2 separate regions of the Mus musculus genome follow, and region 1 is linked to region 2. The links are chromatin loops, found by intact Hi-C in ENCODE. Cell type or tissue: left cerebral cortex. All regions are shown on one strand. Links, peaks and the distances in the headings refer to the core of each region. The heading gives the core; the rest is flanking DNA.

The links. Hi-C counts contacts between places; a loop is a spot of excess contacts. Peaks named below come from ENCODE experiments on the same cell type or tissue, not always from the same donor. Only the 100,000 strongest peaks of a DNase experiment are listed, where the experiment ranks them.
Region 1: a loop joins it to region 2, with 3 times the contacts of the local background. A loop is called at or near these places in 2 of 42 quality-filtered maps.

The regions. Positions count from the first base shown.
Region 1 is chr13:18,330,451-18,346,740 of GRCm38, reverse strand. The region is part of intron 3 of Pou6f2 (POU domain, class 6, transcription factor 2); the gene reads left to right. Gm46402 (a long non-coding RNA gene) reads left to right here and starts at 102. Exons shown (of 2, transcript XR_001780867.1): 1 at 102-514; 2 at 3,482-6,472. In left cerebral cortex, for the core only: no CTCF peak of the experiment used is centred there; DNase peaks (open chromatin) are centred at 7,483 and 8,581; H3K27ac peaks cover 887 bases.
Region 2 is chr13:18,478,534-18,494,823 of GRCm38, reverse strand. No RefSeq gene overlaps it. Among named protein-coding and RNA genes, the nearest start is that of Pou6f2, 100 kb to the right of the region's middle. In left cerebral cortex, for the core only: no CTCF peak of the experiment used is centred there; a DNase peak (open chromatin) is centred at 9,487.

The DNA.
Region 1 (16,290 bases), core at 4,778-12,777, 150 kb after region 2:
ATCTATTATCTGCCTCTCTTCTTTTTTTAAATTTCTTTATGAAGCAGAGCTGATGATAGATAGAATTTCTTTCTAAAAACAAATAAATAAATAAATAAATTTCTAAAAACTAAGGCCTTTGGCTAAATTGACACGTGTTCTGTATTTCAATAATCCACTCATTATTGGAAATGGTTCCTTTCAGGTTGTCAGTTTGGACTGCCTCTTATCGTCATTAGTCTCATCAACTACACTTCATTTGTGAAGTTTGCTACTTTTGATTTTTCTATTTTTCCCTAATAAGAAAATTACAAGTTCCTTTTAAAGAGCTGGAGCTGTTTGTTCCAACACATCACGTGGAAGCTTTAGAAGCACGTTACCTCCCCACCCTGTTACAGAGCTCTGACGTGATGGGCCCAGCATACCTCCTGACTCTGGTACCATTAAAATCATCCTGATGGAAGTCAGTGTGCAGCTAGTGTGCGACAGCAGCTTCAGGAACCCTTGGTGAAATGATGCTGTTGTAGATGGAGAGGTGAGGAGAAAGAGTTCGAGAGATGGGGATGTTTCTTCTGCCTTACACAGGCCACAGTTTTTCCTCTTTCCCTTGACTTTTGTGTTCTGAGGTTATTTGACCCACAGCATTTATATTTGTGTATATGTGAATTCACATATATACAACCAGATAATAAGGGAATTATATGTTATAAATAATAATGTTACTACATATTAGCTATTTCTAAATATGTGTGTAAATTTGTGCAGGTATGTGTTTGAGTGTGTGTGTGTGTGTGTGTGTGTGTGTGAGAGAGAGAGAGAGAGAGAGAGAGAGAGAGAGAGAGAGAGAGGGAGAGGGAGAGAGAGGGAGAGAGAGAGAGAGAGAGAGAGAGTGTGTAGTATGCATGTATGTGTGCACCAATATCTGGAGGCCAGAGGGCAAAATTGGGTGTCTTGCTTTATTTCTCTCCACCTTACATTTTAGCAATTATTTTTACATTTTATTTATAGTTTAAGGAAAAATATTTTCACTAAAATTTCATGAATTTTCACCCATTTCATTTTCTTTCCATGTTCACTTACCCTACTTCTTCTCAAATTCTCATCTTCCTCTTCTTTGCTGTTGTTGTTGTTGGTTGTGGAGATGGTTGTGGTATGTGTGGTGGGGGGGTATGTGAGTGTACATGTGCATAAGTGTGTGTGTGTGAATGTGTGTATATTTGTGTGTGTGTGTGTGTGTGTGTGTGTGTGTGTGTGTGTGTGTGTGTGTGCGTGAAAATAAAACTTGCTAAGTCTATTTAGTGTGGCTTGCAAGTTGATATCAGGGCTGAGTATTTATCATTAGATAACCAAGTAGGGAGTTCCTCTCTCTCTGGGAAGACTACTCTCTGTCTCTCATCACCCCTTAGTTGCCTGCAGTTCTTTGTCTAAGGGTGGAAGCCCATGAGATTTCTCCCTTCCACAATAGTACCAGGTCTTCTTCAGGTAGCCATATTCTTGAAGTATCATGAAGAACACTTCCCTGACACTTCCAGGAGGCACAATCATAGCAAACTTTCTGGTCCTCTAGCTTTTTATAATCTTTCTGTCTTCTCTTCCTCAGTATTCGCTGAGCCTTAGGTACAAGAACTGTTGTAGATAAATCCACTGGTGCAGGGTACCACAAGATAAGTTGTTCTCTAAATTTTGACCAGTTCTGGTTTTCAGTAATGGTCCATGGCTGTTATAAAGAGAAGTTTCTTTGGTTTTGGTGAAGGTTAGGAGATACACTTATCTGTGTGTATAAGAACAAATATTTAGAAGATGGTTAAGAATAATATTGTTTTAGTAGACTGGTGGTTGTAGGTACTCCTTTAAGATCCATGATCTCATAAGCCCTGTTTAATTGGCTAGATTTCCAGTACTGGGTACAATCTCTTCTATCAAGCATTCCTTAAGTCAAGTTAGATGGCTGTTGGTTACAAGATATAAGTGCCACTACCGTACCCTCAATATTAACTTGTCATGCTGGTCTTATCTGTGGTTCACGGACTTCACAGCTGTGTAGGACTGTTGGTTGCTTCTGTCCCTGGGAAACTTGCATGGCCACTTTTCATTACCATGAAAATTACTCCTCAGAGAGGAGGTTTTGGGGTCAGAACCGGGTCAGACCCACTGGGTACTGAGTCTGAAGTATGTGATGTCTTCAGCAATAGGCACATACCTTTCAGATTTGTGGGGGCAACTAAGTCTATGCTGTTTTGGGAGTCTCTTGGACTTCCTTGACAAACAACTTGAAAAGCTGTTTTTTCTGCCTGGTATTAGGAATTTGGTTAGCTAATATATGGCTCTTGGAGAGAACATTGTCAGCCTAAGTGGCTTCACTTCATTTAAACTATATATGCTATGTAAACTATATATACTGTTAGGTATTGTATATCATTTGGAAAGTAATCCATTATGGCTTGTTCAAACATTTTTAGTGTTATTTTCCCCTTCTTCCTCTCTCCCCTTCTGTACTGATCTCCCTTCTCCCTCCCCAAGTCCTGAGGCAAGATTCTTACTGCCACTTCAACTAGACTGGGCACACATCCCTGAGCCCTACTTGACTGTCACCACCGCAGCACTGCAGCTATAGATACTGGCTGCTATGTCAGCTTTTGCATGGGTTCTGTGGAGCTGAACTCAGGTCTTTATGCTTATTCAAAAAGTACTTTACCTAGCTCACCTACTTTTTTCCTTAATGGTGGTGACTTAAATTGTGTTTTTTTAAATTAAAAATAAAGCACAGTAATTTTGCTTTTGAGAGTGGGCTGGAGTAGGCTATATACAAAGGAGGGCCTGCCCTCTCCCCTCTCCCCTCTCCCCTCTCCCCTTTCCTCCCCTCTCCCCTCTCCCCTCTCCCCTTTCAGGTTGTTAGTTATTCTATACAAATGGAATGCAATTAACTCTCCCTCCAAAATGTGCTCCAACTTCAGAGCCAGAGACTGTCAGAGCATTGAAAGAATCAAACTGGCATACATCCCTCACATCATTTCTGCGTGCATTCAGTTCATAACACTTCTAGGGAAAAGGTCATGGGTCTGTCATCAGTAGTGTTTGTGGCACTCAGAAAATAAAACAGGGTGGTTAATGATAGCTGGGGCAGCTATGTAATCGCAGGATGCTGTCCAGGTCAATATCTAGTATCGGCTTCCCGTCCTGTCCATCTGAAACAATATACTGAAGTAAATGTAATCAGTAAGTGGCCACAAATGAATCTTTTAGAGACATCAGCATTACAGAAACAAGAGATTCCTGAAGAGATGCTAAGTGGGATCTTTTGGGTTGTAATTGCAGTCCTGGGAACAATTCACTTAATTAATAGCTGCTGAGCCTAGGACCCTTGCTCCCTGGTTCATGGATGGTTCCACAATAGCTGTACTGGGAGTGCCTTGTGGACTCCACAGAACGTGGGATAAACATACCCTGGGGACCAGACTCAGACACTGAAAGCCTTCTGATCTCCATCTCTTTGCAACCACAGGTACATCCCTGCTAATCCATCAGTGACCACCACGGACCACAGAGTGTTAAGCAGTTCTTATGAAATGGGATGCAGGGATTCTTTTCAGCATCAAGTTCCTGTTTAGTGAAGAGAGCCTCTCTTGAGATATGCTGCTTCTGGTAGATTGATAGCTGCAGTTCGAAGATAGCAGCCCCCTTGACATTTACTTGGGAATACCTAAAGGGCTGGAGAGAGACACACACAAACAAGGTGGCGTTTGTTTGTGTGTCTTCCAGCTGTACATAAGGAAACAGTCTTGAAGAGCTGGGAAACCTTGTCCAAAAGGTCAGCCACAGAGAAAACTGAAGAAGTTGCAGTCTTTCCAGAAGCATATGAAAGCAAACACTCAGGCCAGCCCAATGTTAATGAATCAGGGATTATTTTAGAAGGAAGCCGTGCCTCCTCCATCTCTTATCCTCATCCTGTGGCCTGACTGCCTAATACCTCCATCAATAAAGTGTTCACTACAGTGGCTCTGATGTCAACTGATCAACTTAGCATTTAAGGTCATGCATTAAGAACCACTGCTGATCAAAATTTTCATAGTAATTACATGAATTTTATTTACACAAAACATGTCATTCACACAGAAAATGTATGTGCCCAGTATGGATTTTGTAATGGTTGCTTTTCCATTTTTCTGTGCCATCTTTGCCCTGAACAATGTGTGTAGCCTTGAACATTGTAAGATAGTGGGGGGTTTCTAACAGAGATATCTACTTTTAATGCAACCATATACTGCCGCAAACCTAGTTCACATCAGCTGAGCATGCAGTGAATGCAAAATTCATCCCACTTAGTTCTCACACTAAGGGAAAATGAAACAATTCCCTCAAGCTTTGTATAAGCGCAAGGCAGCAGGGCTGTATGGCACAACCCTGGTACGAGGAGATAGTAACAGGTCCCAGCAAGGCCTGAGGAGCAGAGTGACTGAAGAGGACAGCTTCCAGCCTCTGACTGTGGTGGCTTTCCTTTTCCCACAGCAAGGAAAGTGAGAACAGCACACAGCCTCCCACAGAAGTATCAGACCAACCACTTCGACCACTCTTGAAGTAAATAATAAGCAAAAGCGGAATGCCAGGCCTTATTTGTCAGTATGTTTAATGTGGTGTGCATGTGTCAGATGAAATCTTAGCCAACAAGATTTGTTACAATACAAATTGTAAAATACAACCACCACCCAAAATGGGTCTGTATTAATAAGGTATAGAAATGCTAGGGAGAGAAAGGGATGGAGAGTGTAGCTATGTGGCAGAGAGATAGCCTAGCATGCACAAGGCCCTCAGCTCAATCTCCAATACAGAAAAATAATATTTAGCACAGAAATGCTCTGCTAGTAGTGATTCACCCCCCAACTGCCAGGGATATCTGGCAATGTCTAGAAACATTTTTTGTTGTTCCTTTTGGAGGAGGTGAAGCTGCTGGAGTCTACAGGGACAATTCTGAATGTGAGGAACAGGACAGCCCTGCCACCAAAGCTATGCAGTCCAAAATGTCAAGTATACTGACCTTAGAGATGTTAGAGGGAGAAACAGGGCAATGGGGGAGAAAGCCGGATTGGATTTACAATCACAGAGTGAAAGATTTCCTGGCTAGAAATTGTGGTAAGCAAAGGATCTTAATATTGTTAGGGTGACTGAAACACGTTTGTATCCTTCATAGTTTTGTGCACTTTTGCTTCAGAAATTAAATAAAATTCCAAGAATATAGCATTTTGACCACTTATTAGATACCAGACACTAAATGCTTTGTAAACATCGTCTTTAGTCATTTCTGCTTGATGGACTTCATACAATTGGGCCATTTTAAGTAAGATAGAAGTTTGACTGAAAATGACTGGGTGACATGACAAAGATGTTTCTGTAAACAAACAAATACCCTTTCCTATTTTTCACATGGAATTGTAGACTATATCTTCTATTCTGTCTAGTAGTTAATTAGGATTCTGTGACATCTCTGGCCAAAAGAATGTAAGGAAACTCGGGTATCCTCGTCCAGAATTACCCTTAAAGCTTTGTGCTATTAAACTCCACCCCATCTCTCAGACGCAGAGGATCTAGGGAACTTAGGGAAAGGCCTAGAGATTTCCTGACACCTGTGTAGAGCAGGCCCTTACCCGACAACTGTATGGCTAGAAAAATCCAAAAGACAAATGACAACAACAACAACAACAACAACAAAAGAGATTATGTTTAGGGTTGTTTCTGTCATTCAGTAGTGTGCCCTGGTAAATATAGCAACTTTAAGAGAACTTGAATTTAAATCCATGTTTTTCTGATCCCCAACCCCCATTCAGAACGCTTGCATTGTTATAAGTGATTATCAACCATTCTGGAACAAGTAAAATTTATTTTTAAGAAGTGAATGTAAAATGTTGTCTATGATTCTTCTCTTTATTTAGGGTAGAAAAGTCAACATACATAAAAATTATTGAAGTTTCTCATTATGGTGATAAAAGCTGCTATAAATATATTTTCCTGAAACACATCAATAGTTTAAAATGTTGCAAGCAGATAAAAATATTATTTTATGATTACCATCTGAATATATACCAGTGTTGACATGCTTTTCAGATATTACCTAGATGTTTATTCATTGTTCATCTTTCCAAACACAAACACCAGACAAATAGGGTACAAAGATTCCAGTAATAAAAAAGGATAGAACTTAATCAATGCGTTTTACCTGTTCCCCTTCTAGATCAAAGTTAACTGCTCTCTCTTGATAAATGGCCAAGGTCACCAACTAGAATGATAGCCACTGCATTTATAATCTGGAAAATGAAGGGAATTCCTCTTGTAAGGCTGTGACTTGTAGGCACTAGATTGAGAATTCTTTAATTTAAAGGAGAAAGCACTCAATTTTATAAGAATGCATGTCAGTTCCTCCATCTAGAGTAGGTTTCCCATATTTACTGAGTAAATCTGGATAGTATATTGCTACAGAATGGCAAGAACAGGACAGAATGAGCAGCTGACACTGCTCAGATCCTCCTTGACTTTCCTAGTACCAGGGACTTCACTGAACTCAACATATGGAGCAAATATCATTGCTGCAGCAGTTGTGTCATGTTTCCATGACTTGCTAAGATCAGAAGTAGTTGTGACCCATGTCATTGGTCTGAAATAAGGTACATGCTACAGGCAAAGAGTCTGCTGGTGTGGGATCAATTTTCATGGCATTAAACTTAGAATTTGCCCATGAAATAAAGTGTTGTGCTCTCTCAAGGATCTCTGCAAAATTTCTTGACTGTGCCTGTAATATTTCTGTTCTTCATGGAACTATTCTTCTTGGCTTTTAAGCTTATCACCAATAATATTTTGGATTCTTAGAAAAATATTATAACTTGAATATTTAAGATGCTTTCTTACAAAGTATGAATTGTTAGCTAATGATTAGCTAACTTGCTTGTTCCTCAGATGTTTTATTAACTAGAGATTTCATTGTGTCCCAAGGATACCAGTTAAAAGGCACTCTGACCCACATTCTCAATATTGCAATATTCCAACATGAGCAATAGAGAAAGCATAGTTTACTGAGTAAGATAGTACATAAAACTAGGTAATTTTTCAAATCTTTCAATATTGTGGTATTTAGCCTGAATTCCACCATTTGAATTTTCAGTCATATTAGCTGCCTTTCACATTCCTTAAGTTCTCAGTAATTTAAAACCTTACAGACACTAGGCAGTGTGAAGCTTCCTGCACTGCTATATTCTTGTTATCTGCAATTGGAAGGAACAGTTTGCCAAGGACCATGCCTTCCCCTCTTATTCCACGGAGGAGCCATTCTGTCCAGCGGCCTGTGGTGAGCTGAGTAAAGAGCCCTGGAGCAGAGAGCTTGCTCTTGGGACCTCTCCACATGGTCATACAAGCTCCTGCTGGCAGCCAGCGTTCTACTAGGAACGTGAGCTTGGGCGTCTCACCCCCACCACATGGTTACATTACTGCTCTTCCCAGTGACTCATTTTCCCGCACAGCAGAGTCTTTAAAAAAACATAAAACCTTATGACTTTAATTATATCAATCCATCTGCTCAATTGTCCCCCACTCGTGTTTTCCGGGCTCCCAGTTGTGAAATCAGAGCATGCGGTTATTTCCTCTGAGATGTTTCATTAAATGGTATTCAGCACAGAGGAAAGCATTTTTGAATCTTTAATGTTCTGCTACCCACAGATATGTGGACCTCCTGTCCTGCTTGTTTTAGCATAAATTGTTTAGAAACTCCACCGATAGTGCATGCTAAAGCCAGTACCATATGAGCTCCATCCTGTGGACAATAAGCCAAGGTTATTGGAAATTTTCTATTAGGAAATAATGTGTTTCTGTTTTAATAATGAATTGAATTCCTTAAATATTGAATATGATGATATTCTCAGAAATTATTATAATTAAAATAAGATTGTGAACATGAGTGGAAATATTCTCTTATAAGCACATGGATGCTTTCAACCGTGCCCTATTGGGAAGTCTTCATGGGTTGCTGAGAGAATGTGTGTAGATGGCACTCTCTGATATCACACAGTACTGTGGCCCTATGTGCTCCTGAGACTTAGCCTCTATAAATTTTGCTGTGAAGATTAGTGTCCATCGGTTGTTGGGACCCTGTGATTTTTTTTTCAGATGAAGATAAAAGGCAGTCATGTGTTCATCTCTAGGAAGGAGGCGGGCTGGGATGGCCTGTTGGATGTGCTCCTGGAGACTGCCTTTCTTGGTGTCTCTGGCCATCCTGCTTTGCAGAACATTACCCTTTACCCCAGGTGTCAAAGCATCCTTTGTTCCAAACATGCTTCTTATCTCTTCTCCACATAAGCAAAATGACTATTTAATGGAGACTTCTCAAAAAAGCTTTGCTTCCTGCTAATGTCAGTCTTCTTGCCAGCACACTGAATTTTCCATGCATCACTAATCCCATTGTTTCTATTTCTATGACATGTAACAACTTTCTACAAGGAAACCCATCCAGATCAGGGCGCCATCTGACAAAAATAACTTTGTTGCCAGACTTAGCTGAATATAAGCTGTCTTCTACAACTCTTTTCAGACTTAGCTTTCTCACTGTGCTCAGGAGCCTGTTCTTTCTCTTTCTACTTTTGGTTCACACATTTGTAATACCTTACACATCCCAATCTGCTGGGTTGTTTACCTAGAGGCAGTACCCACCAGGATGGTGATTCCAGCCATCTCATACAGTTTAGGACTCGCTACTTTTCCTATCCTAATTAGTATCATCTCATCTTTTTGTTCCTCGCTATAAATAGGGTTTTCACTTTCCTGACTCACTTTAGAAGCCCATTTTTACTGGCCGAGATTCACAGGCATTCCTTTCTAGAACAGGAGGAGAAGAAACAAAACCAATGTCACAGAGGGATTAGTGAATATCATGAGGAGAATGCTCCCACATATGAAGCAGCAGCTGAGGAGGCTCCAGGGAGAACCTAGTCATTCACATGTGACTTGGTAAGGCAGTTGTTACCACCTCCACTTCAGCCAGTTAGGGCCACACAGATGTGGTGCCCACATTGCCCCTTTCCTTCAATGTCACTGAGCCTCAGCCTGTTTTTCCTCTAAGGTCCTTGGTGTTAACAAGGTTTGGTCTCCATCAGATTGCATTTAGTCCTTTACTTCCTGGGTATTGTCTGCACTGAGCTTTTTAACATACAGGAAACTCTTCTTTAGAATAGCTGTCACTGAGGTCTATTGTCATTTCTACCTATTGACACCACCTGCAGGTAATTCACCCTTGCAGCTGTCACTTCACACTGTCACCAGAAGTAGCTAGCAAAGGGAAATGGGATGCCTGGTGCCTATCAGCAGTCCTTGGTGTCTCCTGATGTTAACATGTGGGGGGACTTAGCTTGCACCTCCTGGATTGTACAGACACTTCTGTGACAGGATCATTGTTCAGTGGCTTTGAAGGAAATCAAAGATGGCAAGAATAAGCTACAAGGTATGATAATTATTGAAAGAAAGTACTAACCAAGCACATTTGCATTTTCTGGCATGTCCCTTGAGTAGATGCTGCTATTATTGGGTTAAGCAGCAAAATGCAATTGCAAGCTCCTCCTGAGAAACTGTTAATATAATATGTATTGAAAACCCTCTACTCTGGCCATTTCTTTTGGTGGTTTCAAAATAAAAATCAGAGAACCACGAAATTCTCTTTTTAAAGGGGACACTTTATAAGATTATTTCTTCTCCCTTGCATTTAGCAAGCAGAAAAATGAAAGTGTGGAAGTATTAAGAGACTTGTTCAAGGTTAAACATAATGAAGATTCCTCAAAAAAATATAACAGAAACCTCTTTCTCAGTTAATATCATAGCAGCCATGTACAGCACTGTGCCCTTTACTTTGCTTCTGTGGCATTGGTAATAACAGAAACTTATTCTTGCCTTCAGACAGTGTTTGCATCTTCTCTCTCACTCTTGTGGTTTGAAACAGCTAAGGCATCAGCTCCAACCAATATTCACTTGAATTTGAAATTTGCTGAACGATCTGGCTGCTTTTCATTTTTTACCATTTCACACCTTGTCCGCATCTTGAGCAAGCTTGTAAGTTTTCAGCGCATACATTTCTTGTGATGATATATTGTCCTGGTGGAAAATTTCATTTACTGGCTGTGCCCTTTGCTGAACCTGTTGCTAGTCAGGGAACATGATAAGCGTATAAGTAGCATGCTACTTCATTTATCATACATCGTTTCAGACACTCAAATATCTCATATACAATTCTGCATTCTGCATAGCAAAGATCTACCCAACTCAAGAAAAAAAATCTTTAAAAAAATTGTCAGCTCATGATTTATAAATGTATCCTCTTAATAAAAATTAATCATAGTTTATACTAAATCTGTAAGTACCCCATTCCTTTATTTTCTTAATAACCCTGCTAACCACATGCTATCAAACACTAATAAAAGGTATCTGGCTTTGTGATTTGGTGTATAAGAGGATTGGAAAATATAAAAGCACGCTCTGTTTACCATAATTGAATTACATTGTGAAATAAATCAGGGCTTTGAGAATCTCAGCAGTGTCCCAAGGGTTGTCTAGCATCACGATTTTCATTCAGGGCATCCTTCAGCTGCATTTCCCTCCCTGGTAAGTCAGAGGACTCACCTGCAGAAGCTTGGCTAGAGTGGACAGTCCCAGCCCTCTGCAACTACCCAGCAAGGCTGGCTGCCCAGGGTTATTTCGCAGGCTGCTGCAGGAGGTCATGCCTACCTAATTTCAGGAACTTTCTATGTATTGATTTCTGCTCTTCTCTGCCTGTCATTACAGTGTTTTACTAGCACCCATGTTTTATGTATAGCATTAAAAAAATCTACATTCTGTCAGAATGGGGCCATTGAAATTTTGAAAGTGAAACTTGATTTACATTAAACACTGCTTAGACTAATTAGGACCTTTCTCAAAGGAATTGAGAACATGAAATACAGTTAACAATAATGTGTCCACTATCTTGCTGGTCTTTTCAGTGTAGGAAGTGCTTTGGAGACATAGAACCCATACAGAAGGACCTGCGCCATGGGCACTTATATAAAGATAGAAATTTAGAGCTACAGATACTATCATTCATGTGGGATTATTGATCCTCAGAAACAGCAGTGGTACCTAGTGCTTCAGCATCAAACTCATTTAACCTACCTGTAAGTCTGCCACTACTGGACCACACGCCTTGTGGGCAAGACTCATACAAAAGGGGAGGTACCTCTCAGATGAAAAACCACTCATTTGTCTAAAGAAGGATATCCCTTTCTGAAATTTATATCTGAATTCAAAATTTGGATGCTTTGCCTTTACTGGCTAGAAAAATTACCTTGGCAACCTATGTGGCAACAAACTATTTGACTTTTTCCATTTCCCATGTTCCCATTTTTTCCTGATCTGGGGATAAAAAAAAATATCTCTTAAGTGTTCATTAAAGATACAGTAAGCCAGGCAGTGGTGGCATACACCTTTAATCTCAGCATTTGAGAGGCAGAGGCAGGTGGATTTCTGAGTTTGAGGCAGCCTGGTCTACAAAGTGAGTTCCAGGATAGTGAGGGCTATACAGAGAAACGCTGTCTCGAAAAAGCAAACAAACAAACAAACAAACAAACAAAGAAAAGAAAGAATGAAAGAAAGAAAAGCTATAGTAAGAGCTACCAAAAAATACATATGCCCCCAAAATTCACATTTTGCATATAATTTCAGGCCATACAAATGCCCTGAAGTTTATTCATAGATGTACCACAAGAGTGCTGCATACTACCCACCAGTATACATGCTATGAAGCATCTACAAACTCAGGTTAAACGTTACTCGTTCAAGTGGTCCATAGCCAGCTCTCCGTCACTACAACAAAAGAACGTAGACACTTTTCTTGTCATATTAAAGAGTTTTCTTGTTGTCTTTCATACTGTTAGAGGTTCCAGTCCATGATCACTCAGTTCCATTAGTCTGAGATCCCAGTGAAGAGCACATCATGGCACAGTGTGTGACAAATCAAACCTTCTACATCATAAGCTTGAAAGCAGAGATAGTGAAGAAAAGGCCAGGGTCCCACACTAAGGAACAGGCTGCCAATGATTTAATGACTTCACAACATTCACTAGAAAGGAAGTCTTGCCATACTGTAATTTACTGATCAAATCTCACCACCTCCTGTTTCTCCAACTGAAGATGTGTTGGAGTACACATGTACCAGTTTACAAATTATGTATGGTGCTGATGCACCACAGTGGCAAAGTCCATATTGGTGAGCCATGTAGCTCACAAAATCCAAAGCATCTACTATTTGGCCCTTTACAGAAAAAGCCTATCTTGTAAGATCCCTACATTACAGCTATAAACAGAGGGGAAGGTCATTTGTGGACAAGCTGCCTTTATTCTGATGGGAGGAACTGGTTTGCTCTATTGTGATAGCCTATGGATAAGCCTGAGCTAGACTCTGACAGCCGATGACAGTAAGAACCTCCTCTCAACCGGAACCACGTCACATGTCCACTGAGAGAAAAATGGCCAACTGCCAATGATACACTCACATAGCAAACTGGCACACAACAAGAAAAGATCAAAGTTCACCTACTTCCAGGAGCATGACTGAAGCTGGGAAAGGTGGATATAGAAGGGTACGTCCTATGTGCTCACCTGCATAAAGTGCCAGGACAGACAAAACTAACTCATGGTGATACAAGTTAAAATAACATGGCAAGGGTGGTGCCTAGAGAAGGGTGCAAGGGGAAGCACCTGGACTGCTCAGATCTCATGTACCTTCATCAGATAGGGCAAGATGGTGAAGAAATCTAATGGTTTAGTTGGGTTAAATTAAGTGTGCTTTCCACATGTGGTAGGTGTGTCTGATTCTAAGCTGCATGAGTATGTGTGCTTGTGTGTACCCGCATGCATGTGTATATGGGTATATGCATATACATGTGTGTGTGCATGTGTAGGGGGAGAGAAAGACTGGGAGAGAGAAAGAGACACACAGAAAGAGAATGTTCTTAGCTGAAGCTATCAAAGTATGCCTCCTGATTGCACCCCCAAATAGTGAGGGAACGTGTGCTAGTTGTCCTAACGATACCTCAGTTTCTCATACTGTAAAACAGCCAGAGGGTGTAGGCCTATAAGTATCTTTATCTACAACTCAAAAATTCTCAATGAAGCAAAGATGTTTTCAGTAACCCTTTAGTGGCAAAATTATTCTTAACCTGTATCAGGCTATATATAAATTTTATTTATCTAACTTCATGTAGAAAGAAAGAGGTAGACCTTTTACATTTTTATTTTTATTTGTGTGTGCTTGTCTGTGTGTGTGTGTGTGTGTGTGTGTGTGTGTGTGTGTGTGTGTGCCTGCATGTGAGCAAGTATATCCATATGCATGAAGATACAGACAGAAGCCAGAGAGTGCTTGGACCCTCTAGAGCTTTCATTATAGATAGTCATGAGTCACCTAAAATTGATGGTGATAATCAAACTCTGGTGTTCTGAAAGAGCAGCAAGTGCTCTTAGCCACTGAGCTATAAGAAAGAGGTTTAATTGCCAGAATATTAGTATGCTTGACTGCCTATGCTATCTCGACCATAGTAGGACATCATGTAATAAATAACATTCATAACTATCGCGTATGTGAATACATTTGCACTGAAGCATCTAGACTGAGGACTTCAAGTAAGGGTTGTGCATTTATCCTCTCCTCACAGAATTTACAGGGCTTGATGCTATGCCTGAGGGTATTATCACAGTGTCTGGCCCATACAAGCTCTTAACAAAGATTCACCTTATTATTATTGTGCTCTCTGTTCTCACTCCAAGGAAACCTACAACAGTAATTTTTCTTAGGGCCAGTTGACATCAATATGAAAACTATCCCATGTCAAGTTTCTAAGAATCATGGCCTACACATTTTCCTTTAAGCAAACTTTTAAAGAAAGGAGTAGAGAGGTTGTGAGGACTGTGGCCCCCTAGGGGGAGCCAGCCACTAAATCAACACCTGGAGGAACTTCACAGGTCTCTCAAGCTTTTAGATTGTATTTCCAAGTGACCTTAGACCAGAAAAGTGCTAAGTGTTCTTGGACAGCATTTCTTGGCATTCCCTGAGGAACTAGGAGGGGAGTTTTATTCCGTGTGGATTCTGTCTGAGTTTAGAAAATCCACCACTTCCTGCATTTGATCTGGGCTAGACATACCTGAACACCCCACTGAAGGGCTTCCTTGTAATGGTGATTTCTCCTCTGGTACTAGTCTATATGTTTACTTACGCAGTTACATGTCTGTTCAAGTCATCTAAGAATAAGTGAGCGAATAAGTTTGAAAACAAACAGCATTTAGATAAAAATTCAAATGTTAAAATTCCGAATGAGTGATCCAAAGAAGTCACAGAAGAATTTTCTAGAGATATAACTGTACTGGAAAGAGGAGGTCACTAACATAGTGACATGTGACTTAGACCTGAGTGACGTCGACATGCATCAAGAACTTGTGAGGCATTCCATGTGTGAGATAGCTAAGTCAACCAGAAAGAAGTCAAATAGAATACTGCATCTTGTACTGACAGAGGAACACTGGCTGAAGACAGCAAAGGTCATCCAGGGACAGTATTTAAGAACTCATTTGAGAGGATATCTTTTGTTGCTTAGTTAATTGAGTTGTAGGCCTGATATTGAGAAGGATTTTCTTAGATTTATTGACCTACACAGTCTATAACATATTTACCTTTTTTAGTATATACTTCTATAAGATCTGGAAGACACTATAATCCAGTGTAACTACCACCACTGTAAGATTGAGAGTTACATCCTGTCAAGCTCCTTTTGAAATTAACCATCTATGGTCCTCAGCTCTTAGCCAACCATCTATATTCTGTCTCAATTGTCTGCCTTTTCCTAAAAGTCATAACCATAGGCATCCCTCAAATCTACCTCCCTGAATTTCACATACAGACCTGAAGAATGCCCGTTCTGTAGTAGAGGGTAACTTCCTTAGCATTGGACTTCATTGCATGACTTCAGGATTAATCCATTCACCAGCGTAAGAACATCTGCATAGTTTTTCATTTTTTTAGCACCTATGAATAAAGACATTATAATCATTTGGTTTTCTTTTTTCTGTGAATATACTTTATATTTCCCTTAGGTAATATTGAGAACAAGATTACTGTTAGATGTACACTAAGTGCCAGCAGTTTTCCAAAGTGGATGTATGGTTTGATAATCTCATTAACAATGTCTAACTGGTGCTGTGACTTCATGCCCTTGTCAGCACTTGGGGTTATCAGTTTTGGATTTGTTTTTTCTTTCTTCTTATCCATTGTTTTTAGTTTAATCATTCTGAGTATGGGTAGTAGCTCACTGAGACTTTACCTTCTCAGATGGCTACTAATGGGCATTTCTTATTGTCTCATTTGCTTCCTCTATCTCCTCTTTGAAAACTGTCTAAAGAAAAAGATTACAGATTTTCTTCTCCTTGGATTGTCATGTGGTAAAATCAAAACTGCAGAGAGACAGATCTAGGCCTAGAATAGACGTAATGTGAAATTAAAACCAGATAGAAGAGTACTTCATAAAGCAAGCATGAGCCGACTGAGAAGGTCTATAGCTACTGAGCAGCACATTTGCAGTGACAGATACTGAGTATGAAAAGCACCAAGTACAATGCCTGCCAGCATCTTGAACATCATAGGTACCATTATTCATGCTGCCCCAGATATATGCAGAAACATTAGTTTTCTTGTCGTATGTTAACCTAGGCAATCTTCGCCTGACCAATGCTGAGAACCAGTAACTAGCTTTATTTATCATATGAGGAAACTGAATTCCTTGCTTTAGATCATAAAACTAGGAAGGGCTGGCTGAGCAACCTGAACCCTGGTGATATTCCCATATACTAACAAATGATGCTTTCCCGATAGAAGCATGTCCATTTGTCAAATAAGTTGAAACAATAAATGGCAAGAACTCACTCCACACAAATATGTCTACTTATATGCACCAATAAAAATGAAAAGAATTCCTTAAAAATGAAATCACCAACTATAACTACTTCATGGGTCTGGTTCATAGACAAATACTGGTTTAACAGACACATTAGTCACAGCTACATATACAATGACTTGTCTGTAACTCAGCTATCATATTGTTTGGACAATAACAAAATGGCAGGATACTTCCTTATGTGTCCAGTTGAATAAAAACTAATGGTCCTCAGATTTGGCAGACTGTTGGGTTCCTTATCAATTTTCTATGGCTCCTATTACAAGTGTGTCCTCTAGGTGATGGGAAAGAACCACCATAGATGCCTTGCAGAGAC
Region 2 (16,290 bases), core at 5,051-13,050:
GTGCTTCCCCTGGGACAATTCGTATTGTTTCAAGGTAAACCCCATGATTGCTTGTATTTAAGTTCTAGCTGCCTGGGAAGCTGTGCTGGGGTGAGTGGCTGATTTTCCTGTTGTATCACACAACTGCGAGCCAGACACACTGCTCAGAATGTTGACCTAAAAGAGAAACACATCCTTTATGAATGTTGTATGCGAAATTAAAAAAAATATGGCTGTTTTTCTCCTATAACATTATAGCCTTCCTCTTTTGGGCTTAACAAAAATGATGATGATACTCTCAAGAGTGAGCATTTTCAATATCATTTGTCTGTGAACTATTAGGAGAGGGTTGAAAGCTGGGTCAGTGATTTCTCCATGTTAGGAAATACACTTGTCTGTTTTCCTTTTCCTTCTATTGAGCTTTGTCCAAAATCATGTGTTAGAAAATTTTCTGTTTTCAAATTGCTGTCCAGTTTGACTTGATTAGAATTTATGGCCATGGAGTCATTTTCAATGACAAAAGGATAAAGGACTAAATTGTCTGTCACCCCTCGAGACAGTGGTCTCTGCAGGTCAGCTGGGAGGTCACTGCAGGCATCGTGGGGGCTGCTCTTCAGCAAGGCTGCCTCTTGCCTGTGTGTGCAAGTGGAGGCCTTCGTTACGAGGTCGCTGTCTTCATTACTTTATTTAAATGTCTTTCTCAAGGTTTCAATACCTTGGGTGCTTATAATGCTCTCATAAAATATGCCGGAGCCAGTAATCAGCATGTAGGGCTTGAGCCCCAGAGGGAGTTGGCTGGAAGATGATGAGGAAAATTCTCTAGAGAAATATATTCATTTAAAATATGGAACATGCTTCTACATTTTTAAAAGTTATGTTATATCAATTGAAAATTCACATTCTTTTTCACTAAAGGAGGTGTATTTTTCTAGCAAACATTAAAACTTCATATATGTAAATCAACTAAATAATTTGAACAGCATATTCTATGCAAAAAAAAAAAAAAACTAAACAGAAATCAATAGAAGTAAGTATTGGTGTGAGTAAATGGGACTCAGGACAAGGTGTTTGCCAAAAGCAGTTTATGGTTTAATAGTCACACAGGTCTTTGCCCTGCTGCACTGACTAGCAGAGAAGAGAAATGTACACTTAAATCTACTTCTTACATTTGAGAAGATCTAATTCACTGATATAATTATTTAAGAAGTAATTCAGACACTGTGTGCATTGAGACAACTTCAGCTTAGTGGTGCTTTGCTCCCAGAATATTGTTAGGACATTGCATTGTCAACAAACCCACATTAAGTATATATGTATATGTCTGTATATATATATATATATATATGTATATATATATATATATATACACACACACACATATATATACACATATATATACCTTTGAAATATATTTGAAATATATATATATTCCTTTGAAATACACACACATATGTGTGTATATATGTATACTATTCTTTGAAATAAACATAAATCTAGTGAGAAACGTGCCTCTGTTGAAACTTCTCAGCAGATTGGTTCAGTGAGCCGTGCTCATTGCTAAGCGGCACTGCACTGGAGCACATTGTGACTGGAGACTCAGTGGGGACTTCCTCGGTGCTTTCCTTTTCTGCCACTCACGACGCCTGGGGTGCTCCGGTCAGCTCAGTGTTATAGAAGTGAAGTTCAGCATCGCAGAGTCTAAAGATGCTGAGAGGGAATGAATGTGTCCATCAGCCTGCCTGTGCCTATGGCTTTCTCTCTTCCAGTTTATTTTGATTGGCATGGTTTACATACTTGGTTATTGTTAAATGGTTCCATAAACAGTCGGAAAAAAGATTTGTCTGCACTCAGCCATTCCTTTAGATCATTCATTCCATCCTAGCCTTTAGAATGTCATGGTGTTCTGACCTTAAAGGTTACCTGGCACTGTAGCATTTGGTAGTTTGTCCAGCATTGTCTGTGTCATAATTAATAGAGAGGTGCCTCCCAGGGCTTAGTCCTTTACTAGCCTGCCTACTTTCTCAATTACCTAGTTTAGTTATAGAATTAATGTTATTATTTTCAAAAATTGACCAAATAAATTATTCTTCCACTTGAGAGCTGAGCTTTAAGTAGGCTGTTTCAGGCAAAGCTTGTGTGCTACCTCATCGTAAACAGATCATTTGTGGGAAAGCTGGCATCTCTTTGGCGACCTTGCTGCTCTATGTTTTGGGATTAATAATACATCAGACATCACACATTTAAAAGAAAGGAGCTGGAAGAAGGAAGTGGGGGAGTTCAGCTCTGCTCTTGAGCTGCCCCTGATTACTCAAACCTTTCTTAAGCAGGTGAGGCAATTGTAGGGGAAGGCGCACTTACCCAAATCTGCACCTGGCCAACTGAATTCACTTCTTGAGTTTCGAATGCTAAAGAGAAAGATAGCAAAGTGTTGAGACCCAACTGGTGCCCTGTCAGGGGGCAATCTCTATAACATTTCCTGCTGTCAGCTTAATAAATTTTTAAAAAATATCCAAAGGCAGAGGTAGCTATGGAAAGCTCATAGTAACTGTTGCCATTCTCCCTGGATTCACTTCTCTTTAATATCCACCGTGGCTCTGAAATTTTCTTGTTTTTGTTTGCCTGGTTTCTGTATTTTGCTGGTGTTTTTGTTTGTTTGTTTGTTTGTTTTGTTTTTCAGCTGTTTATGCTATTTATTAGTTTTAAAATGTTTATCCTTTGAGATTCTACTTGGTGTTTCTCTTAGAAATCTGACTATAACTTGTTTTAATTTTTTGTGGCATTCTCCAGTTGGATACCTGTGGAGCATCATGCTCCATCCAACTCAAATGAAGTTCTGAAACTATCAATACTGGACTTATTTTTGGAATATCTCCAAGTAATGGGTACATTAAAAATCATTCATTAAGAGACGATTTAGATCTTGGCAGTTATTAGGCATGAGGCAATATCTAGTTAATAACATGTGGACCAACTCTCAATCTTTGAGTATAAACTCCAATCGTCTGATTGCCAAAGTTGAGGTTCATAAAAATATAAAACCGAGTGGCCTTGTTTATAGACATGCTCAATGCTATGTTCCGAACTATCAGATAGACTAAGGTTTTTCTCTTGGAGAGGTTGAAAAAAAATATAACACTAAATCTCTCTTCATTAAAGCAAGTCTGTCCTCAGAGAAATGGAAATTAACTTTGTGTTCTAAGTATTCAGTGATAAAAGTCTAGTCCTGCCACTTGCTGTGCAGGATCTCTGTAAAGTCACTACTCATTTACCTATTTCATTTTTCTAGTATGTTACATGGGTATCTGCACTGTATCTCAGAATCTTAGAGAGCACCTTTAAACTTCCTCAGATGCTGGCATTGGTTTAAGTGTGATTGCAGTTGAATATATAATAAGACTCTGTTATATATTTTTACACTAAATTGTTAGCCATGTGCAACTACTGCTGTTTAAGTACTTATATTGGAGAACTGTACTCCCATCAAAACTATTTAAAGAGGGGGAAAAGGTAACCCAGTTGCAATAGCAGAAACTAAGAATATCATTGCACATAAATTGAATATTTTCAAAGCTCTTTGTGCTGAACACCATGAGAGGTAAAACTCTATAATGAAAGTTACATTCATTAAGATGTTTAAAACCCTTTTAAGAAAATAACACAGATAAAACACCAATAAAACTTGTTGGTTTGTCCTGAAAATAAGGTAAACAATGAAGGTGTTTTTCGGAGACTTGTGTACCAATGATATACTGGAGGTTTCATCGATTTGATGACTGTCTTGACCTGTTTTTTAGCATTAGCATTTTCTTATACTTGTCTATAAAATGTCTGCCTTTAAATATTTTTCTCTATTAAAATAATTTACAAATATTTTGTTTCCTACTTTTAAGTCCATGCAACTAATGGGGACAGGGAATGACCTGATTGTCATAATAGTTTGTTGCTGTCAAGGAATCAGAAAAAAACATTGTGTCCATTGGAAGGTTAACAGTGCACTTTCCTCTATATTTTCTTATGTATCCACACAGTGCTTCACAGTGTCTATCACATTTGTAGTACTATGTATTTTGTGTGATAAAGTTTGTGGTAAAGGCTAGTTTATAATAGTAAGCATTCTTTTAGTTCACATCATTCATGCACTATTTGAGTAGACTGATGCATATAAAAATAGTAATCTTATATAAAATGAATCAAACTTAAAATTTTCTAATAAAGGACTACAAATGACTACTTTTGGACATTTTGGCTGTAATCTACTGTCTTTTTGATCCTGGCAGTCTGGTACCAGAGGGAACAACAGGATTCCTCAGAAATTGCGCAGTACATTTTAATTTAGTAAATTTAATTTTAATTCAGGAAAGCAAATTGAGGTTCTACACAATTTGCCTTGGAAAAGGTATATGTGCTTTGTTTTGGTTTTGTTTTTGGTTTTTTTTTTTCCAAGATAGGGTTTCTCTCTGTAGCCCTGGCTGTCCTGGAATTCACTTTGTAGACCAGGCTGGCCTCGAACTCAGAAATCTGCCTGCCTCTGTGCTGGGATTAAAGGTGTGCACCACCACACCCGGCTGTATATGTGCTTTTAAAATAAAAAAAAAAAATCTATCCAAGCTCAGGAAAATACCTATGTGTAAATTATGGAAACTTTAGACATGTATCAACTTGTGGATATACATCTATCAGCTACCACAACATTAAGTACTGATCATTATTTTAATCAGCAAAAAACAATTTGTTCAATTGTAAGTAAAATGTTTGTCACACAGTTCTACAAGAATTTTGTGTGCCTGAATCAACATTTACATAGGCATGTGTTGAGGTATGTGGGTTTGTGATGTGCAAGAAATAATTGCCATTTTAGTCATTTGCTACTGAGATAGTGTGGTAATACTCATTTTTGTTTGTAGCTTTTGACTGCCACATGTGATGATTTTTCTCTTGGTATTGGTAGAGCACGATTTGCTTTTGCAAATTAATGGTTTTGTGTAATGCATTGAAGACAAGAATCAACCCTGTCAGAAGAGAAGAAAGGCTAAAGGATTAATTTGGTTTAAATATGCAAACATTTGAAGCTGTTTAAAAAGCATGAAAGCATTACTGCAGAGTCACTTATTGCCAAAATCAACCAAAGGTAGAAGAGAATAAAAATCCAGTAAGAAAACACACCACACGGTATTTAATTATGAATGTATAGGACAGGAGTAGAGGGGTGAGCTTGACTTTGTAAGAGCTGGCCTTTCCCTAATCCATCGATTTCATTTACCAAATTTTCAAAAGCTAGAAATACACAAAAAGGGGAAAGAATCTGCAAAGGAAGCAGCATGTGGGACACATTGTGCACAACTAACATGTCAATGAAACCATGGAACGCTGGCAATAGATCGCAGTGTAGTCAGTGAATGGGCAAATCCATAGGGCGAGAATCACCTCAACCCTCTGACAGGACTTTCCCAGACTCTGAGAGGGGGTATGTGTGTGCCTTTGAGTGCTGGATGGCTCATTTTGGTCAGTCTTCAGATTAAGGCAGATTTGAATTTCAAATTAACTTAAGGAATTATCCAAAAATTTAGGCAGATTGGTTTATCCTTTAATTTGAAGTCTTTGATTCTCCCATTATAGTTTTGTATTCATAGTAATTTCTTAACAAGCTACCTGGAATCTACAAGGAATTTTTTTTTTAAAGTTAAGTATCCTGCTTTGAAGGGCTTAATGTCTGCAACTGACTGCTTAAGAAAGGAGTGAGCTTGGTGTTTCCTGGGAGCCTTGAGTTGGGTGGGCCAGCCTAGAGATGGGGCCCCATGTCTTGTGATCAGCAGTGTATCAATATGGCTTCATAATGACATAATAACCCAAGGCCTGTAGCGGTTTATGGTTCTTTTGAGAATTCTTATGGATTCTCAGAGTGAGGGAGGTCTGAGAAAAGATCCTGAAAGCTTTCACGAAATCTGGCCGTGTGACAGGGAACTACAATGCCTGTGATTTAGCTGCTAAGGAATCCCATCGACCAGGAGCATCATTAAACTTTTAAGGTAAAAACAAACCACAGAGCAATTGGTAGATATGAAGGGTACGGAGTGGCCAGAGTGACTGCGGAAATTAGAAAGTGAAGGTTCTGAGATGAGAAGCAAAATGCAGGGACCCCGTTGTCGACCTCAGTGTCCTGCTTAAAAACAGCGTTCTGTGTGCAGTATTCTGAACACTAGAAGCACGCTGGGTCTCTCTCTCTCTCTCTCTCTCTCTCTCTCTCTCTCTCTCTCTCTGTGTGTGTGTGTGTGTGTGTGCATTTCCTTCATGGAGTCTGTCAGAACTGATTGCTGCTCTTTCATTTTCTCTTGGCTATTTTTAGTCAATGATAAATAAAGAACCAGAATTGTGAGATATCACACCAGAAACAGCAGGGAAGAGCCAAGATGAATAACTTTACATCAGTGGATGCCCATAGATCCCAGGCCCCTTAACATTTGTAATACTGCTAATTTCTATGGGCTTTTTAAAATACGCTTCCACATGAGCTCTCAAAACCCATAAAAGTGTGGCATGTAAAGTAAATTGTTTGTCACTTGCCGTCGGCCTGCCATATTTATTGTCAGGAGAAATGGACATTAGTTGGAAAAGCAGTTGTTAAAGGCCAAACAATTTTTAAAGATGGCAAAGCTGTGCGACGGCTTTCCTTTTCTAACAATGAGGCGCCCTTCAGACATCAAAAGACAAGATAATAAGACACTTCAAGCACAATTCAAGATTATATTCAACATCTAAAGGCTCATCTCTTGTCAGTTTGCATTTACCCTCCGAGGGATGGAACGCTTCTATCATCTTTCTGTCAAGAGGAGTCTGGCGGAAGAAGCAAGGGCTCGTATTTCACACTCTTAGGGTTTTTTTATTTTTTATTTTTTTTTATCAAATAGCCTCCACTCACTTGGATTCAGCCAAAATGGGGGGATAATTCCAGGAAGGTCATCACAAGTACAAAAATCTCATATTGATTTGTATGATTAGAAGGCATTAAAATTGCACGCTCATGGAAGGTGCTGGGAAGCTATGTCAGTTACTTGGTCAGACACTTTTTGCAGCCTGAGGGAGAAAAAGATCACTAAAAATTTAAAAGTAGATAACTGAAAGCTGAAATTGCCTTAATATGCCGCTTGAACATTTAACAAGTGAACATAAAAACAATTTAATGCTTTTAACTTCATAATATTTCCAATTAGCTCATTCACCATGGAATACTGCAAACAACATACAAAGAGAACAGCAGGCCCATGGTTAACAGCCAAAAGAAATACTTTTGTCAAATTGTTTGTAAACACTTTGATTTTATATATCTAATATATGGATAATAGCTGATGACATTTTCAGTATAAATTTAATTACAAGGCTATCTGCAATGATTAGCAAGGCGTTGTAATCGTTTTATGCTCTGAAATGATAAAGCGTCACACTTTCCATTCCATGCCATCCTTTCCAGGAACAGTGCTAAGGAAATTCTAGAGGACCTATTATCATGATTATTCTCTACCAAAATAAGTCAAATCTTTTGCTCTCTGAGAGTCACATCTCCATACAGAGAAGCAATCTGGGCTTTTTGTTTGTTTTTATTTTGGATGTTGGTGGGGACACACTTAAGAAGTTAGAAGAACCAGACTTTCTTCTCGAAATAAAACAATTGATGAAAATAAAACCACCAGATCCTGGGATCGTTTCTATATTGAATCTTTGAAATTACTTTTCCTAGGAATTTTCATCACCTCTCTGATATTTCTCTTCTTTGCTGTTGTCGTTTTGAGACTAGCTTTCTTCTTCTATACCACAGGCTTACATCAAAGCAAAGTAAATCTGTGTGTGTGTGTGTGTGTGTGTGTGTGTTGTGTAAGTATGTCACAGTGTCATTACAGTATGTGATAGAAGCGAAGACATGATTCTACCATATTTGTTCTATTCATTATATGGTTCTATTTCTACTTTGCACTTTACAGTTCATACATTCAACTGTGAATTGATCAACTCAATAAATATGTACTGAGTACCTTCTCTATGGCAGGTGTGTGGTGGATGATGGAGAGACTGCAGAGAATGCTGCACACAGTAAGAGTAGCATAGTTTTACATTAGGACAGGCATTAGTGTGCAAACCATCCTTAAACAGCCCCCACTCAGCAGCCCACTCTGACATTGTCTTTTTCATCTATGTTTCTGGTATTTCTTTAAAAAGTATTCATCTTCAAAGTTATATATTTTAGAAGTTTGTAATTGGTCAGAAGTCATATTTCATATTGAGGCTTTCATTGAGGAGTAACTATTCCAAAAATATTGTCAAAGGAAAAAAAGAATGATTATGTGACTCACAGCAAATTTCAATGGTAGTGTTTTTGCCATTGTGTTTGAGGCATAAAAACAAAACTCTGCCTTTGTACAGTTTTTAGTTGTGTCCAAAGGGAGAATAATCTAAAACTTTATTTTGTGAGCTGATTTTCATATGTCTGTTCTCTTTCATAAATTCATGTCGCATACTACTTAACACATGCCTGTTGGCGTGTCCGGGTTCGAGCCTGGAAGGCATATTGGAACTGAAAGAGAGGGAAACTAGGTGACGAGGGAAAGATGGAACAAAGACAACTAATCTGATCAAGGTTCAAATTTTTAATGGCGGACACGCTTTATGAAAGAGGTGGGGAAAGTCCATTCCTGCCAATTCATCCTTGGAGCCTGGAACCAGCTGCAGGTGATGACGTGCAGGATAGGGCATAGTCTCCTGAATAGCTCCGGGGCCTCTCAGCAGGTAGCAGTATCTTGAAGAGGAGCAGCGGCCAAGGCAGAACAATAGAGTGATCTAGGGAGGAAGTCTCCACCCTAGATAATCTCCTTAGTGGCAGCAAGGTCAAGTTCTGGCTTAGCCTGCTTCAGGCTTGTGGGAGGCTACACATGCCCAAGGATCCTGAGTCTTGCCTTGAGTTTGGGGTTGATCCTGGCTCAGCCTCGAGTTTGGGGTTGACCTTGGCTTGCCACTTAGTAGCTGTCTTGGCAAAATTTATGACTTAAGCTTCTATATTCTCACCTCTGACTGGAAGGTTTGATGATACTGCATAGGGCAGTGCTAGGTTTAAAATGATTGACACTCATAGGTCCCTGTAGAGTATGGGACATGCAAATTATTAAGATGAAAATGAATTTGCCATTTTCAGAAAGTAGTTGATTTTTTTTTTTTTTTTTTTTTTTTAGCACTAAATGGGATAAAACTGGCAATGAAAGTTCTGATATAGTTGGAATGGTCTGTGCCTTTTCAGGAAGGAGCATCAGTTCTCAGAGATCTCTTGAACAAAGGGGTTTTCTGGGGCTCCTTTTCTCACGATGACAGTGCCTCTCCCTCCTTTAGACATATTAACAGTTGCTTTCTTCAAAGCTAATTTAGGAAGAAATCTATAAACGGATGCTAGAAGATTCTAGAGAAGACTGACTCTCTACCTGTGCCATGTAGAGCATATGGGTGAGGGTGGAAGGGTGGGAAAGGGACAGTTAAATATATTATCCTATTCTAAATTTAAAATGTGGGAGACTGTATCTTTTTCATATAACTGAAATCTTTAAAATAACATTGGTGTTGAGAAGTGTTATAACATGAGATGCCTTTGGAAGGCAATACCACTTCTCTAGCTGGTGATTGGTCCCATTGCCCAGTAGCTATCTTCATTTGGATGGATTCATCTATGTAGTTCTAGCTTTATCTCCAAGAGAACTTGCCAGCTTTTAGGCCAGGCACAGGTTTTTCTGTCTTGAACAATTTTTACCAAAATTAAGGATATAGCATTTGCCCTTAGTGAAATGTTCTCAGATCTTTCATAGACAAAGGAGTTTGAGTTCTTAGTGCCCCCACTTCTTTTTCTCAAGTGGGAAAGTTAAAATATCAGGCTGGTATGTGAGGGAGATTAGGAAATTATTAAACACCCACAATGGAGATGTATATGTATAAGTATATACATATAAGTATATACATATAAGTATATGCTTACACAGAGGGATGTTAACTTACTGGGAATCCCTTTGCCCACTTAGAAAACTAACGGGCTTTCACAACCTCAGGAGAGACAGTTATCCCTTTGTTAACAGCCCAACACAGAGTTTGAAGCAGATGTTAACAATTCGAAGAAATTAAGGATCTGCTTTCTCTATTTAGTTTTCCCCCTAAAAAGCCAAATCTCAGCCTAAATGGAGAATGTCATTTCGACCCCAGAAGCTAATATGGTTTGATTAGTTTGATGAGCTTCTCTGTCCCAGAGGAAACCCTTCTGTCCTACCAAAGGTTTAACTACAAGTTAGGTATGTGGACCACAGCTGCAACTTGAAATCCATGGTACCTTCATTAGGAAGTGTATATAGCCAGTGTTTAGTATTTTCCTAATCCTCAAGAAAAAATATTCTTGACATTTTATTTTCAAAACAAACCTACAGTAAGATAGCACCTTAAATAAAAACTATCATTGCAAGACTTGAACATGCTTGTAGGAAGCCATATTTGAGGGAAAAAGTGTTACCACCTTTTTGAGGATGGAGATTTCATTTGAGAGTTTGAAAACTTAGTTCCTTTTATGTATACAAAATGGCCAGGGTAAGAAGGGTCTGCTGTTGGTATGGTTTCCATGGCAACTTGGGTTTAATTACATATTCATGTCACATACACATCTCTTAGAAATTGTTGACACTTTTAAATTATTTTATTTACATACATGTCAACTGGTCTAAAATGTGTGTGTATGAGATCAATATTGCATGCTTTCAAATTGAATTAATGTCCACAATCATGTTAATATTAAGTAGAATAGACATCCTCTTTCTCTCTATGACTCTCTCTGTTTAGACAGAATTTCACATAGTCCAGACTAGCCTGGAATTCACTGGTCAAGCATAATCTTGAATTAAACTTCAGTTTTAAACTTTTATTCTTTATTTTTCTTATGTATGAGTTAATGTGAAGGGTCAGGGTTTCCCTGCAAGCATCCATGTTGAGAACACAGGTAAACTTTTGGGAGTTGGTTCTATCAATCATGGGATCCAGTGACAGAACTCAGGTCATCCGACTTCAGAAGAAGCGAATGCTTCTACCCAGTGAGCTTTCCTGCCAGTTGACATCGCATTGTTAACTAGTTCAACCTAAACATCAGCCCTAAGAATTGTTTCTTCCAGAGACTTTAAACAAACACACAGATGAATTTATCTGCTTTTACATTTTATGGAGGTTCATAAAACCTTTTCTTTAAGGTCTGACATTTTCTTAACGGTCTTTGACGTTCCCTGGGAAGCATGGATGGACTGAGAATGTTGTGTGGCACTGACTGCAGAAGTGTGGATTAAAGAGTAGAGAGTTGCAGTTGGGAGGGAGATGCTCTTGTGATCTTTTGCATAGTGTGGTAGCTGTAGTAAATATGGTAGTATATGCTTGAAAGTTGTCAGAACACTAGATGTTTAATGTTCTTCACACATAAACGTAAAACATTTGCTTCAGTGGCCATCTCTCACTTTTTCTACAGACTCTGCTTCAAACAACAATGTTCTGTCCTTTCTGCTCCCACAAAGCCTAATGGCAGAGACATTCTGTGTTGAGTATTTATTGTCTATAGGACAGATGTTATTAAATTATCTGTCCTTCACATTTTTTCCAAGGGCTTCTCTCCTTACTAACCATGCCCAGACTCACTATTCATACCATACCATGATCAACCCTGGATAACCACACACACCCCACCAAGCCCATACCCTGGCTCACCATCCATCCCCCTCCACACTTGTCCAGAGCTCCATGTACATTATTGATCTTTATTCTTTTCCTGAGATTATTGAAATTAAGATTTGTAAGGACCCAACTATTTTCTGATGTTGATCTTCTGCCAGATGTCATGGGAAACTTTTTTTGTTGAAACAAGTTCAAATCCATTTTCCAATGTATACTAAGACCCCTACCTGACATGTAGACACACATACAAAGTTTGCTATCTCCTCTTCTCAGTCCTTACGCTGTCTTTCCAGTAGGCTTTTGAAGAAACTACCTTATTTCCCAGCATCAAGGAATCAAGGAAAGTTGTGTTCAGATAAAGAGAGGCTGTGTTCTGTGTTCTTTGGATGCTGGTTATAACTGCCCACTGCCCACTTTCTCCTGGTATATTCCCACACTTGTGTCTAACAATATTCAAGGCTGAACTCCCCTTTCTGATGCTAGTAAAGTGGTAAGTATATTACTGGGCCCTAGTAATTTTTGTGTAATGTGCAAGCATGTCAAACATCACACGCACCTTGTAAATATATACAACTGTTATTTATCAGTTAAAAAGAAACTATTAAGAGGCTGGAGAATTATCTCCGTAGTTAAGGATACTGGTATTCTTAAGAGAGGACCTGAGTTTGGTTCTGAGCACTGACATGGTGGTTTATAACCGTTTGTAATTCCAGTTCTAGGGAATCTGATACGCTCTCCTGCCTTCCGTGGGCACCAGGCACACGTGTGGTAGACATACATACACTCAGGAGAAACACTCATACGCAGAAATCTGAAACATTTAGAAAACAAAGCTTTCAACTGTAGCTTTTCTCCACTTAAAGTATAACATGTTTGACCATGGCAGGACTTTCTTTAGTATTTTTTTGTTCATGAAACAATCATTTTATACCTCTTTTTAAAGGACACTGTAGCCCCTCACTTCTGATCTTTCATGTATGCATACTTTGCTATCAGGCATCATCATTTTGAGGAAAATCTATAAGATCTATAGCAAGACCTTCTTAGCTAACATCACATAAGTAAAGTAAAATGGGTCAGGAGTACAGAAACACTTCATATCTTCCATTATTGCAAGGATTTCCCCTCATAGCAACACTTACTGAATGTTCCCCAGCCTTCTCTCTTCCATTTCTGATGATCAGCATCTTTTGATCAAGCTTCTTGGTTCCCTACCCTGCAGTGCACCCTGCCTTCCCTGTGTTATGGCTCTTCACTCATTTTCCCCACTTCTTTTGCAGTCACTATCAGGGTTTGCCTGGTATTATAATGGCTTGTGCATTTGTCTGCCTCTTTTGCTAGGTAGCAAGTCCCTAGAGAATAGATAATAGATCTTGAATATATTAAGTACCAGATAAATGTTTTTTGAATTGAACCACTTCTGAATTGGATGTTTCTGGGCATCATCCACACTTGGTAAATACTTACTGAATATTAAGGGAAAATAGACTCTACTCACAGGAGTCTACTATCCTACATGGGGACACAGGAGGAGAGAGGAGGTCAAAGAGAATGACAAAGCTAAAACAAATAAATGAGTGTCCACACGTCAATACATATTTAGTACATTTCTGATAAGCTTTGTACTAGGTTTGCATAATAAAATGATAACTAAGACAGAATTTGTCCTTCTTGTCATGGGTTTCACATATGATAAGCAATACAGGTAACTAAGTAATGCTTGCCTAGAAATTTAATAATTTGTCATTTTAACAAATGTCCTGAAAGCAGGAAGCAGATGGTATAGGAATGAATAATGGGAGCAGAGGCATAGACTCATCTGCAGGATCAGCTCTGTTAAAGAACTCTGATGAGAACATATGTGGATATTACTCTGGAAAATCACTTCTTTCTCATTAAGTCCATCCTTGATAGGATGATCATATGAGATGCCGTTCTCCCAATAAACAAAGAGTAGTATGTCCCCAGACTAGTCCAAGTTGCCAGCTCCCTCCTGGGAGGGTAATTCTTGAGTGGTCTTGTCTGAGAACTATAGCACTGCTCTTGTCACTCTAGAAGGAAGTGCCGCAAGAGCTATAAATTGAATATCAGAAGTTAGCATCATATACTGCTGCACGGAACCTCCAAATTAGCAGCTCACACAGGGATATTTATCAAGCTCACAAGTCTTTATCTTGGGTAGGTTTAGAAGAGACAATGAACTTCATTCTCACTTAGTGTCATCTGGTGGAACCCAGTGGCCAGGTGGGGCTAGAATAATCTGAAAGCGGATTTTCTCCATTTCTGATGGCCGTGGCTGGAGCCTGGCTTAAATTTTAGCTGGAACTAATCAGCCAGAGCATCTCTTGGATTTCTCCTCATCAGCTGGCCTTCTTTATAGTGTTATGGCTGGGCTCCCAGGGAAAGCACTGGTCAGGAGTGGGTGGTGAAAGCAGGAACTGGAGAGGAAACCCCAGGTAGAATTTGGCTTTCCTAAGCTTGAGTTTTCTAACCTGATCTGGACGCCAACAGCATCACATCCATTGTTATTTTATCTTCATTAGAATCCAGTCATTGTGGGGAGAGACAGAGGAAAGGGAGGGAAAGGGGAGAGAGAGAGAGCAAGAGCAAGCGAGAGAGAGAGAGAGAGAGAGAGAGAGAGAGAGAGAGAGAGAGAGAGAGAGAGAGAGCCTGAGAGGCAATGCCCTACAATCAGTTAACAAATATTGAAATGGGTTTGCTGAGATAAGACTAATGGTGATGATTTCTTTTTTTTTTAATTGGGTATTTATTTCTTTTACATTTCCAATGCTATCCCCAAATTCCCCCACATGCTCCCCCACCCACTCCCCCACCCACCTACTCCCACTTCTTGGCCCTGGCGTTCCCCTGTACTGAGGCATATAAAGTTTGCACAACTAATGGGCCTCTCTTTCCACTGATGGTTGACTAGGCCATCTTCTGATACACATGCAGCTAGAGACACGAGCACCGGGGGGTACTGGTTAGTTCATATTGTTGTTCCACCTATAGGGTTGCAGACCCCTTTAGCTCCTTGGGTACTTTCTCTAGCTCCTCTATTGGGGGCTCTGTGATCCATACAATAGCTAACTGTGAGCATCCACTTCTGTGTTTGCCAGGCCCCGGCATAGTCTCACAAGAGACAGCCATATCTGGGTCCTTTCAGCAAAATCTTGCTGGCATATGCAATAGTGTCTGCATTTGGTGGCTGATTATGGTATGGTTCCCCAGATGGGACAGTATCTACATAGTCCTTCCTTCTGTCTCAGCTCCAAAATTTGTCTCTGTAACTCCTTCCATGGGTGTTTTGTTCCCAATTCTAAGAAGGGGCAAAGTGTCCACACTTTGGTCTTCGTTCTTGGTGATGATTTCTATAGTATTCACTGAGGACAACTTCGTATATATATTTTAATAGTTGTGATTAGTTCTGCTGAAGGTTACCTTTCTTTTTATCACTGTTATTTTCTTTGGAATGATTAAAGAGCGTACTTTAGATTTTGGAAACTGGGCTTCTACTATATAAACATACAAAAAAATAGAAGCTACGTGGTGTTAGTCAGGGGCAGATAGAAGATAGATTCTGGGAGCCCACTATGGCCACACTTATGACAGACCATTGGTTATAGCAAATGAAAATAGATTTCCCAAACCTAACATATTAAGTTCAATACATTTCTCTTCAGTAATAACTGACAGAAATTTAAGTTATAATAAACCATTTCTGAGCCTTTATATCCACCGCTGGACAGTCTAAAGAAGAATGGGCCAGGAAAAGAGAGCTGATGTGCTCAATGGTATTTCGTGTCATCATTGTTTATAAGAAAATTATCTGTGCCACAATTATCTTCAAGTGTTTGAAATTAGATTCTACATCTGAAGATTGTTCTGCTTCAGATTCTCCACTACTTATATTCAGGAGATTCACACTTCAAGCATCTAGAATCTTTATAAAGATCGATTTTGCCTTTCTTAATGTATCATAATATCTAGGAAGAATGGCCATCATGGGAAAGAAGGAGATTCTTAGATGTCAGCCAGAGGAGTAGAAGTGTTTCCCAGCTCTGTGGAGGAAAATCGGGAGCCAAGCTTTGCATGACAATTTAGAATGAGCAGTGCTTAGGTACGGAGTCGGCAAACTCTAACTGCTCAGTTGTACGCGGTATTATGGCATCAATTGCTAACAGGTTTTACTAACTGTAGACAACATGTCCTGAGTTCTGAATTACTTCACTCCCATGGAAAAGTCTGATTTACAACATGACTTATTGTTTCACTTTCCCCAAGGCTCGTAGCTCCCCTCTGGGTGCCTTTCCACATCCAGGGAATGTCCACGAGAGGAACCGGAAGTAGCACATCAGATAACCATGTTGAGGTCCGTGTTGTAAGCATTCTCCATGTTCATGGCCAGGAGGTAAACCCCAAAGCCAGGAAAGGAGGAGGGCCAGGCCAAGCTGGGAGGCTAGATAGAGAGTTGGAGGAATTAAGGCAGATAAGACTTAGTTTATTCACTTGTAGAGAGGCTGTTAGGCAGGTGACTCCTGGCAGGCACCAAGACACAAGGCAGCTCACACTCTCCAAACAAAGACAGAA